Regions from separate parts of the Homo sapiens genome. Here all the other regions are linked to region 1. The links are chromatin contacts, found by Hi-C or POLR2A ChIA-PET in ENCODE. All regions are on one chromosome and are shown on one strand. The core of a region is the stretch at or near the end of the contact, and the rest is flanking DNA. Distances in the headings are between cores, read along the strand shown.

Region 1 (3,984 bases), core at 886-3,385:
GAACTGAGGTATAGCCGTACAAGGAAATACTATCCAGAAATAGAAAAGAATGAACTAATGTCCAGAATAGGCAAATGAATAGAGACAAAGTATACTAATAATTGCCTATGGCTGGGGTAAGGGAAGGAGACAGAATGAGGAGTGGCTATTCTAAAATTTGATCATGTAACGGGTGTACAACTCTGTGAATACAGTAAAAATGTAATTGAATTGTACAACGCTTTAAATGGGTGAAATATATGCTATATGAATATTTCAGTAAATCCGCTAAAAAAGGAATGAACTGTTAATAAATAGAGCACCACATACAAACATTAGGTTTAAGCAAAAGTCTGACAAAGAAAGAAACATACTGTGTAGTTCCTTTTATATGAACTCCAGATGCAGGCAAACTAATTTATAATGATAGGAATCAGTTACTGTGGCAGTAAGAGATTGGCCAGAAAAGGATATTAGCAAACCTTCAAGGAGGCTGGCAGTGCTCTATTTCTTTTTCCTTTTTTTTTTTTTTTTTTTGAGACAGAGTCTCGCTCTTGTTGCCCAGGCTGGAGTGTAATGGCGCGATCTCAGCTCACTGCAACCTCTGCCTCCTGGGTTCAAACAATTCTCCTGCCTCAACTTCCCAAGTGGCTAGGATTACAGGCACCTGCCACCACACCCGACTAATTTTTGTATTTTTAATAGAGACAGGGTTCCCCATGTTGGCCAGGCTGGTCTCGAACTCCTGACCTCAGGTGATCCGCCCACCTCAGCCTCCCAAAGTGCTGGGATTACAGGCGTGAGCCACCGCGCCTGGCTCAGAAGTGTTCTATTTCTTGTTTTGGGTGATGGCCATAGGGGTGTATACAACTGTCATAACTACTGTACATTTTAATTGCATCTCAATTAAACACGATAAAAAAATCACTCCTATTTGATTTTGGAAAGAGAGAGATAGAAACTGACAGAATGTCTGCCTAAGAATGCCTTCATGCTTCTCCAATGGGAGCAACTGTACAGCTATGGATTTACAGAAATATCTAGTGCCTAGGTATAATTGTATCTTTTCTTCCCATAAAATTTTAACAATATACTCATCCAGTGCCCCCTTCCAATTTTCAGTTTCCCTAATTTTTTTTAAAACAGCCTAACAGTCCACAGTCAAAACTGAACCTCATAAAGGCATGTTTAAGTACATCAAATGGTGAGACGAAAATATAAATTTTTATATAAACCAGAATGAGTCTTAAGAGGGAAATTAAGATCTAACTTTGCTTTTTCTGTCTTCTGAAAATATACGTTGATATCCTATAGTCCTTTCTACCAACCACATTTCCCCTACCTCCTTCCCATAGTTAATTAACACCTACTAATCTCTCGTCTCTCAAATTAAATTTTCTTTTCTCAGAAATTCTTCTGAGTTTCTATTACTCCAATCCACCCCCACAACTCACACACAATTATAGTCTTGAGCTGCTTAACAACAAGGATATGGTCTGAGAAATATGCCAATAGGTGTGTTGTTGTGTGAACATCATAGGGTGTACTTACACAAACCTAGATGGTATACCCTACTACACACCTAGGCTATTGCTAGCAAGCTACAAACCTATAGCATGTCACTGTACTGAATGCTGTCGGCAATGGTAACACAATGGTAAGTATGTGTATATCTAAACATACCTAAACACAGAAAAGGTATAGTAAAAATACAGTATTATAATCTTACAAGATTACTGTCATATATGTGGTCTGTTGTTGACTGAAACATTGTTATGAGGTGCATGACCATACATACATGCAGAGAACAACGTCTCTTTTCAGAGCTTTTATCTGGTTCCTTGTGTAACTGATGTCCCTGTTTTTCCCATTATATTCTAAGTGCCATGCGAGCAGGAACAGAGTCTGCTTTGCACATCACCATATCCCCATATAGTGCTTGGTAGCTAGTAAAGATGTTCACAGAACATTTGGCTCAGTGAATAAAAATACAATCCAACCACACCATCTAAACAAAGACTGTCCCCAAAGCAAATAAGGATTTTTCCTTGTTTGAAAAATCAACTGAAAGTCAATACACCTTTATTTGACAGAGAACATTTTGGATTACCATCTATGAGTCATTACTTGAGTATCTACTTCCTTTTCAACTTGGCTCTCAGAATGTTGGACTGTCCTCTGTGTCATTATTTCCTATCCTCATTCTTCTACCTATTGGTCCCTTCTTAGTTGGGCACATTTATTCTTATAACCTTTAATCTCTGTTGTGTATTTTATGATGTGCTTCCGGAGTTTCTAAGATATTGGACCTTAAGAAATTAGGCGATAAGGTTCATAAACTACTGCCAAGTTAATATTTAATGGCATCATTAGCTGTAGAAACATAACTGCTCAGGGACAGGTGTTTCACATCAGAATGTAAACATACAAAGTGACATTCCTACCAACAAGCTCAGAACAGTTCCTCCAACATTCAGTAAACATAATGCTAACTGATACAGAAAGAATAAAGTGCCAAAAACAAAAGACAAAATAGGCAGGTTAGAGACAAAAGATAGCATCATGAAAGAAGGCAACTAGCATTCTGTAGAACATACTAAATCAAACCAAAAATATCAACTTAAACTTACTAGAGAAAAAGTATTTTAGCAAACGCCTAAGGTAAATACAAGACCAAGCCTTTGGGCAAAATTTGAGCAACTTTTCTAAACTCCTTTAAAGCAGTTTAAAGACTGCACAACACCAGTCTATGCTTTCTTGAAAAAGGTCAACCTCAGAAAAACCTGATCATGCTATCCCAATCCACACACTTCACGTTTCCACAGCACTAACAATGCAATCAAACTTTTAGAATCAATTCCCAGAAAATGAATTCTGAATGTGAAAAAATCAGAAAATTCACAAGATGGACCAGGCATGGTAGCTCACACCTGTAATCCCAGCACTTTGGGAGGCCGAGGTGGGTAGATCACTTGAGGTCAGGAGTTCGAGACCAGGCTGGCCAACATGGTGAAACCCCGTCTCTACTAAAACTACAAAAATTAGCCAAGTGTGGTGGTGCATGCCTGTAATCCCAGCTACTCAGGAGGCTGAGGCAGGAGAATCACTTGAAACAAGGAGGCGGAGGTTGCAGTGAGCTGAGAGCACACCACTGCACTCCAGCCTGAGCAACAGAGTGAGACTCCATCACAAAAAAAAAAAAAAACAGAAAAAGAAAACATATTACTTCGGCTGGGCATGGTGGCTTACATCTCTAATCCCAGCACTCTGGGAGGCTGAGGTGGGCAGATCACTTGAGGTCAGGAGTATGAGACCAGCCTGGCCAACATGGTGAAACCCCATCTCTCCTAAAAATACAAAAATTAGCCGGGCATGTGGTGGTGGGTGCCTGTAATCCCAGCTACCTGGGAGGCTGAGGCAGGAGAATTGCTTGAACCCAGGAGGCAGAGGTTGCAGTGAGCTGAGATCATGCCACTACACTCCAGCCTGGGCCACAAGGGCAAAACTCTGTTTCAAAAAAAAAAAAAAGAAAAGAAAAGAAAGAAAACATATTACTAAACTTTAAAAAAGATACTTGTGATATTCTGAAATACATATTTGGTCTTGGACCCTCTTTAACTCCTAAAATCCTTAGAGACTACAAAGTGTTGTCTTTTTGTACACCAATGAGTTGACGGGGGCTGGCAATTCCTAGGTAGCTTGAGGATAGGAGCTGGCCACCAGGAAGACCAAGACAGGATTAGAGGGTTGAGACTTGCAACCCACCTTCCAAACTCTGGAGAAGGGAAAAGGGCTGAAGGTTAAGTTGATCACCAATGGCCAATAGTTTACCAATCATGCCTACGTGGCTGGACTTGGTGATGCATGCCTGTAATCCCAGCACTTTGGGAGGCTGAGGCGGGCGGATCACCTGAGGTCAGGAGTTTGAGACCAGCCTGGGTAATATGGTGAAACCCCATCTCTTCAAAAAATAGAAAAATTGGCCGAGGATGGTGGTGCATACCT
Region 2 (3,984 bases), core at 868-3,367, 170 kb before region 1:
AGTTCGGGCTTTGCAGAAAACACTGCCTCCAGAAAGGCTTTGAGCTTCTCTCTGATTCTCCCTCTGCGGTCACCTGATGACCGCATGGCAGCGAGTGCTTCCTCCCTTTAAACTAAGCTCCGCCTTTAAAATGAGGAGAACCTTGCTTTCCCGCCTGTCATTGTCTCAGGCTCCTGTGTCATGAAGACACAAATGTGATTTTTGCACCAGCAGTGTAGTGTTCTTCACATGAATCTACTATGACCCAGATAACAAAACCCCTTTTGTTGGATATTTGTTTCCAATTTTTTTTTACTGTCATAAACAGCACCAGTGCTAACACCCCCTCACTGAAATCGCCAGTCAGAGAGCGGTGCGTTTTTAGGACTCTTGCTGCCTTTTGCCTGATGGTCTTCCAAGAAAATCTGTTTCCTTTGCACTCCCATTGACCATGTGAGAAGGTGGCCTTCTTGCTTCCCTGGGTCAGCACTGAGTATGGTGCTGAAATCCTGGCTGATTGGTATTTGGTATCTGAGCACATGTGGAGGATTGGACATAGATGCATTTGACAAACAGGAATGGAGAGCTGGGACTTCTTCAGCAGACACCTCCCAATGAAAGACTCTGGCCAGCTCCTGACCTCTGACCTCTTCCTGTGCTCTGGGGTTGATCCCTCCAGGCCTCCAAAGCTGAGCTTTTCTCCCCCCACCCCCAGGACCAGCGATGAGGCTTCTATTTGTTATTTCTTGCATTACCAGCAAGGCTGGCCTTTTCTTCACAAGCACATCAACCACTGCGGGCCTTTTCCTGGGCCTGGCCTGCCCCGTCTTCACCCTGTTTTCTACTGCAGAGTTAGTGTCCTACAAACCTCATGAGTCCTTGCTTTCTCCTTGGAGCCTCCTAGCAGCCCTGAGAATAATGGGATGGGTGGGGCAGCCTACCTTCTTTGACTGAAGATGGTGAAGTTCAGAGCCTGCGAAAATCTTTTAACTTCTCTAAACCTCAGTTTTGTCATCTGTGAAATGGGACTACTTGGGTATGTGGACGAGGACTGCCTCGAGGATCAAACGAGATGGGTGGGAAGTCAGTTTGTATGATGCAGAGCGAGGGGTAAGGATGAGCACAGCCCTCCTTTTGCTCCTCTCTGGGGCTTTGGGAAGTGGGGGAGAGCTGTCCTGCAGGCTGTAGTTAGTTGGGGGGTGGAGATCCTGTGCTGGAGCTCAGCTTGGCTCAGCTCCTGGCATTGGGCCACTGCTTAGCACCTTCAGGCTGGAGGCATGAATGGTCAACAATGAAGGGAAGAGGGGGAGGTTCAGAGCATCTTGAATCCCAAGCTCTATCCTGTAGAAATGGGAACCTTGGGAAGCTTCGGGCTTAGGAGGATTTCGGTGGGCTTGGTTTTAAGGACAGTGACTTGGATAGCAGTGAGTAGAGTGGAGGCCAGAAGGGAGGTCCAAGGTGCAGAGAACAGACAGAAGAGGCTGCAGCAGGAGCCCGGGCATGGGTGGTGGTGCACAGTCGGCGGGTGGCATGAGAGTGCAAGGAAAGCAAGCTGTGAGAGAGCAGCGGTGGCACTGGCTGCAGAGGGAGGAGGAGAAGCGACATCAGGGTGCGGAGCCTGGAAGGCAGGAAGGCAGAGGGGTGCTGATGGAATGAGGGGGAACTGGTTGGGCAGTCTGGCTGTGAATCAGCTTCACAGCCCATGCCAGCAGGTGGACAGGGGGCCCTGGGAGCTGGCAGGGCCCGGTAACGTGCAAATCAGATCTATTTGGCCAGGAAAGAGCAGAGCAGGGAGGGGAAGGCAGGGGCCCAGGGAGTGTCCATGGACAAGGAGGAGGCTGGGAGGGTGAGAAGGGAAGCGAGAAGGGAACCGAGAGAGGCCACGTGACTATTGGCTTTTTACCAAGTCCTCTGGGTGGCACCTCCCCAGATGGCTTCAACAACGTACATATTTTCTCCTCCCATAAGTGATTCTGGGCCCATCGTGTGGCCTATGTGGAGGAGAGGAAATGAGAGCGAAGTCCCTGGCTGCAGGGAAGGCTGTCCCCAGCATGGGGCACCACCAGAGGTGGAGATGGGCACTAACGCCGCTGTGTTCTCTCTGCAGCTATTTGGACGGGAACCAGTTCACGCTGGTTCCGGGACAGCTGTCTACCTTCAAGTACCTGCAGCTCGTGTAAGTATCCAGGCCGCTTGAGGACAGGAGGGCCTTTGGCATCTAACCATCAGGACTCCGGCTTTCCTGGAATTTCCTACGGACCTCACTTCTGGGCAGATCCTGCTTCTTTTCCTTTCCCTGCTCCCCTCTGGGAACAGCTGTGCCTAGAGCTGTTTTGCCACCTAGTGGCCACGATTGGCAATTACATAGTTCCAGGCCATGTTGGGTTGGACCTGCCTCCTCCTCCTGCCCACGCCGTCTCCCCAAAGCTCCCCCGTGAGGCTGGTCGTGACTGTTAAAAGGGTTATCCTGGTCGGGCGGGCACGGTGGCTCACACCTGTAATCCCAGCACTTTGGGAGGCTGAGGCGGACGGATAACCTCTCGAACTCATGTTGGAGTTCGAGACCAGCCTGATCAACATGGAGAAACCCCATCTTTCCTAAAAATACAAAATTAGCCGGGCATGGTGGCACATGCCTGTAATCCCAGCTACTCGGGAGGCTGAGGTAGGAGAATCGCTTGAACCCGGGAGGTGGAGGCTGCAGTGAGCCAAGATCGCACCATTGCACTCCAGCCTGGGCAACAAGAGCAAAACTCCGTCACACACACACACATACACACACACACACACACACACACACACACACACACACACACACACACACAAAGGGGGTTATTCTTGCAAGGTTAGGAGCCAAGGAGCCAGGAAAAGTGGAGGGTGATGGAAAGCTTCTCGGTCCAGCTCAGCTCTCAAACCAAGTATGAACTATGGCAGCTACAAATACATACCTGTAACTAAGTTTTTCTTCAGGCTACGCCTCTGCTTTTCTATTATTTCCACCTTTGACCCCTTCTACTCCATGAAAATATACAAAATAAGCCTCAGGATAATAAGTTCAGCTCCTTTTAGTTTTCTAGCCTACCTAGCTCCTCACTTCAATTGTCTTTATCTGCTCCTTGGCCAGATTCTACCAAAAAGAAGTCCAGAGAACATTCCACCTTAGTGTGATTTGGAGCAGTCCCACTCCAAGTGCAATCTACGGGCCCACATCAGTCCCAGAACTGTTTGTAATGGGTTTGTAATTAGATATGGCGCTTACACCAGAATCTAAATCAATGTATTGCTTCCTTTGTTGAGAAAGTCTTGCTATGGAAACAATGTTCGCGTAAACTAAGCTAGGTGTGGTGACCGGATCTTGGCCCAAGTTTCTTATTGTGGGTTGGTGAAATTTAGTTCAAGGACTGGCTACTTTGGGCGGCTCTGGCTTACAGAATTTTGAAGCTCCAATTTATCTGTCTTTGCTTAATGACCTGGCCAATGTGTGTTGAATGTTCCAATGGGAGGGGTGGAGAAGGGATGGAGTAGTGTGATTCAGTGGCTGGTGTCAGAGTGCTTTGAGCCAGTGAAACTGCCTCTTGGGGGCTGAAGTACCACCACCTCCTCATCACAGGGGAGGACCACAAAGTGTGTTGAACATTCAGTAGAGCACTTAAATGTATCTCCAAAGACAGTGGAATGATTTAGAATTAGATTAGAGGAACGTTCAGGAGGAGAAGATGAAGGCACGGCACATCGTTGCATTTTCTAAATGTTTCCTGAGCTGAGAGCGCATGAAGTGGGCAGACGTGAAGGCCCCGAAGTCATGGCCCCCTCTCCAGACTGTCATGGTTTAGGGAGGATGCAGGGGAGGGGAGGGAGCGCATAAAGTCGTGTGGGTGATAAGGGTTCCAACAGAGGTCAATGCTGATTAGGGCTGTGGCTCAAGGAGGATGTGATCAACTCAGGGAGGCGGCTTGCGGGGAGGGCATCTTGGAACACGAGCTGGAGTTCATTGGTGGGCAGAGG
Region 3 (3,984 bases), core at 916-3,415, 170 kb after region 1:
CCTCTCATCTCAGCCTCTTGAATAGCTGGGACCACAGGCATGCACCATCATGCCCGGCTAATTAAAAAAAAAATTTATTTTGTAGAGATAGGATCTCACTATGTTGCCCAGGCTAGTCTCGAACTCCTGGACTGAAGCAGTCCTCCCCTTGTCCTCCCAAAGTGTTGTGATGACAGGCATGAGCCACCACACCCAGCCTGTTTTACTTTTAGTTAGGAATTTTGAAGAGAAAAATGATAGACTCTAGAGGAAGATGTTGGGCTTGCACTCAGATAATCCAAGTAGGGTACACTTCAAGTTAAGTTCGCGTGTACAGACCTGGTGGCCTTTTTCCTTAGCTTCATTAGGGTGATGTGATAAGTGGAAGCAACATGGTATTGGTTTGTGTTATTGCTGTAATGACTGCACCGTCACTCACTCGGGGTGGGCTAATACCTATAACGAGAGAACAGCTACTTATCACGGAGTCATATTTTGACTCTTGTCAAATTTAGGCTGATGTCTTCTTAGGTTACTACAATCTTTATGACAATCAGTAAGAGAATAAGGGTGTGTATTTCCAGATTACAGAAACTGGTTGAGCCACCTGAGGCAATTCACTTGGCCACTCTGTATCTATTTTTGTTCTCTTTAAAATGCTTATGGGAAAAATATGTTGACATCTCAGACATTTACAACCATGAAATTTCTTAATTCCAACTATGTGTGATTTTACATACCTTGCATTTCATTACTGGGTCTCGATCTAATATTTTTCCAAATCCTATCAAGGTATGGTAGTGTATTCACTTCAGCTAACAAATTATCCTTCACAATAGAATTTTAAATGAAACTTTAAATGCATTAATAATAACTTTCTGTTTATGGACATTAGCTCAAGTTGAGTCTTAGGAGTATATCACATTATACCATTATCTGTGTGGATATGAAGGAATGTATGTATTTAACATTTTACATGTACTGTTTACTATGGTCTGCATGAAGATTTATGCATGTGGGTTCATAGAAAGATAATGGGGGCAGAGGAAATGGGGGTAAATATGCATTACAGAATGGGTTTGTTAATTTCCCTGTTATTACAGGATGTTTTCGCAGCTTTTCAATTTGGTTTCCACCAGCCATTCACATGACCCAGAGTAGGTCTGAGATGGCCCAGGAAAGAGGATGATTTAATGCCTTAAATGATTCTTGATCTGCCCATTGGAGAAATTATTGAAACCACAATAGGGCTTGTCATATGGTCTTCATTCTGGGCAGAAAATTTTCAGTTTCAGCCAGTTTGGTAAAATTTAGACTGAAATAGGACAGTTGGTTTTCTAAGACACAGAAAAATTAACAAAATCAGTAATTGATCAAAATTGCCTGTTCTGTGGGGAAAAACTTGGGGACTTTTAAAATTTTCACTGTTTACGTTTAGAAAAACAATACTGGTCTCTTACTGACAATGTTTTATGTGTGGTAGATGCCTAGTAAATGGTGGTTGGATGGATGACTGGAGGAGTGAGTATATTCATGAGTTATTATCCATTTTCCTAACTCTTGGGACCATTTTGAATGTCCCAGTTGCAGAAAAGATGTCCCTCCCATGAGCATCTTATGTAGAGGCTTGATGCCCTTTGGATTGTCAACCATTTCCATGGAGCAAATTTGTCTTCGGTAACATAGGGTGTTTCTAAACAGAAAATTACTCTTCAAGTTCAAACAGGAGCCTACACAGCACATGTATTTTTCTGTGTCCATACTTAAAAATGTGCCAGATACAACAACCTGTCCCACAGAAGAATTAAGTATGCCAGTCTAGGAGCTAGTTAACAATTGGAATTGTTAGTTCCTTGGGATATGTATAGGTCTGTCTCTGCAGAGATTAAATTGGCTGTGTCTTTTTTTTTTTTTAAAGGAGAGCATAAAAGTGAGGCAATCTATAGAGTTTTGGAGGAAACCTCTAGAATTGGGTTAGTCATTTTGGGAATTCCTTGGTACTTTTTCTTCTGGGTTTATAACTTCTGAATATGTGCATCTTCTCCATCACCATTAAGAAGTCAGACCATCTTAGGTTCTTATTTAAGAAAATGCTGGTTGAATATGCCTATTTTGTCTACCAGCTTGCCAGTTTCACAGACTGCTGGTTTACTCTCCAACATCTGATAACACAGGAAATAGCGGGGGAGGCTGATGATGAAATGAAAATGCTCTACTTTTAAATTAGACTAAAATAAGTTTCTTTTTACATGTACAGCTAATGTTTGAGGCTGTAGTTGCAGTTAAAGCTTGCAATAAGATAGGAAGGACGTTCATCATAACTAGCAGATAGAATAATATTAGCACTAGCAGTTGACTCGGCTTTTAGAGCATGTGAAATGTGGGAAAACATTTCTGTTGCAGGATCTGGCATTTAGTATTCCAAACAGAACCAACCTGTTAACTTGTTCTGAACCAGGGTTTTCCTTTTATTTTCTAAAATTTTCTGAATATCCTTGCTCAAAGCCTGAGTTTGTTGCCAGAAAAGATCTCTGACTGTGATTGTGTTTTTGTGTTATAGATTTTTTTCTGGAAAAATGTAATGCTGAAATAACTGTATAGTTATTTGGCAGACTAAATATTTATTTTTATTTTGTAGTCACTTGAATTAGGAATCCCCGTAGGTTATAGAAATCCTTTAAAACAGTGTTTTGCCCTAGTCTTTCCCATGGTCCGGGGCATGCATGTGATTAAAACTTGCCCATACTCTGCAAAACAATCTAGCTTTAGAGTCTTTGATGGGGAAACAGAGGCAAGAAGCCATTGAGTCAACAAGATGGAAATATGGAATATGAACATTAGAAAAGGGCCAGTGCAGCACTTTGGGAGGCTGAGGCGGGAGGATTGCTTGAGCCCAGGAGTTTGAGACCAGCCTGGGCAATATAGCAAGACCTCCATCTCTACAAAAATAAAGTAAAATAATTATCTAGGCGTGGTGGCATGCACCTGTGGTCCCAGCTACTTGAGAGACTGAGGTGGGAGGATCGCTTGAGCTCAGGAATCCAAGACTTCAGTGAGCTAGGACAGCCCCACTGCACTCCAGCCTAGGCAACAGAGGGAGACCCTGAAAAAAAAAAAAAAAAGAAAGAAAGGAGGGAGAGAAGGGAAGCGAAGGGGAGGGGAAGGGAGGGGAGGGGAGGGAAGGGAAAAGGAAACTTTGGGATCATCTGGACTAATCCCTTTAGTTTAAAATGAACAAAGTAGGACCCAGAGGGGTTAGATGACTTGCCCAGTATTACACAGTTAGTGGCATAGATGAGACTGTAAATTTATGTTTATATTCATCAAATATTTATTGAGTTTATGGAGTGTCTGCCATGGGTGCAGCACTGTGCAAGATCCAGGGGAGACTTGATGAAAAAGTCAGATGCACCCCCTGCCATTGTGAAGTTTATGTGTCCTAGCAGGAGAGGGACACTAAACAGTGTTACCCTATTACTTAATGCCAGGAGTATCCAGAGGTATGAAGGATGCTCCCTTTGAATCATAAAGCAGACCTGAGATATCATGGGGGCCTCTTTGATAGGTCCTTACAGCATCCTTTAAAGAAAAAAATGACTGTCCTGAGCAACCATCTTGAAAAAGAGAAGAAAAGGCCCAGCTTGTAATTATGGCAAATGTTACATGCTTGGCTATTTAATGGTATCCTAGAGCCCAGGTTAACTATGGCTTTCAGGCAGGGCAGTCATTTTTTCATAGTAGTAATTAGGACTATCTAAACTTTTAGAGTAGCTTTATTCAAGCACTTAATTTTAAAATTAGCATTTTACTTCTTAAGTTTGTAGACAGCAGTGATGCTGATGTGCATATATTAATATGTTCCCGCAGTTTGCAGATTTTACATTCTAAATGTGTGTCTGTTGCAAAGTAATAAGGATCAATATAAAATTCTGCACAGAGTCCAACAGTTGCACAAGAACAGGATAAAGGGATATGTATTTTAAGAGTAGCATATGTAAGATCTGG

Evidence for each region. A loop is a pair of places that touch in the nucleus more often than their neighbours do. ChIA-PET counts read pairs that join two places held with the same protein, here RNA polymerase II (POLR2A). Pooled maps may share reads with other maps.
Region 2: a pooled map shows a loop between it and region 1 (2.2-fold over the local background). The contact joins two enhancer-like sites. A Hi-C loop is called at or near these places in 4 of 50 pooled maps. POLR2A ChIA-PET finds 5 or more read pairs at or near these places in 5 of 52 experiments (GM12878, K562, Panc1 and 2 more).
Region 3: a loop to region 1 is called in a map with no recorded cell type, with 2.2 times the contacts of the local background. The contact joins two enhancer-like sites. A Hi-C loop is called at or near these places in 2 of 37 single-sample maps with no recorded cell type and 1 of 50 pooled maps. POLR2A ChIA-PET finds 5 or more read pairs at or near these places in 2 of 52 experiments (GM12878 and K562).

Annotation. Positions count from the first base shown.
Region 1 is chr10:96,862,407-96,866,390 of GRCh38, reverse strand. The region is part of intron 2 of LCOR (ligand dependent nuclear receptor corepressor); the gene reads right to left. Among named protein-coding and RNA genes, the nearest start is that of LCOR, 32 kb to the right of the region's middle. Within about 2 kb of position 2,135, at least 5 of the 41 ENCODE cell types and tissues checked have a DNase peak (open chromatin) inside an H3K27ac peak, as active enhancers do.
Region 2 is chr10:97,035,869-97,039,852 of GRCh38, reverse strand. It overlaps SLIT1 (slit guidance ligand 1), which reads left to right. Exons shown (of 37, transcript NM_003061.3): 22 at 2,087-2,155. Among named protein-coding and RNA genes, the nearest start is that of SLIT1-AS1, 65 kb to the left of the region's middle. RefSeq lists an enhancer at 1,271-1,771. Within about 2 kb of position 2,117, at least 4 of the 41 ENCODE cell types and tissues checked have a DNase peak (open chromatin) inside an H3K27ac peak, as active enhancers do.
Region 3 is chr10:96,693,657-96,697,640 of GRCh38, reverse strand. The region is part of intron 2 of PIK3AP1 (phosphoinositide-3-kinase adaptor protein 1); the gene reads left to right. Among named protein-coding and RNA genes, the nearest start is that of PIK3AP1, 25 kb to the left of the region's middle. RefSeq lists a silencer at 2,083-2,132. Within about 2 kb of position 2,165, at least 5 of the 41 ENCODE cell types and tissues checked have a DNase peak (open chromatin) inside an H3K27ac peak, as active enhancers do.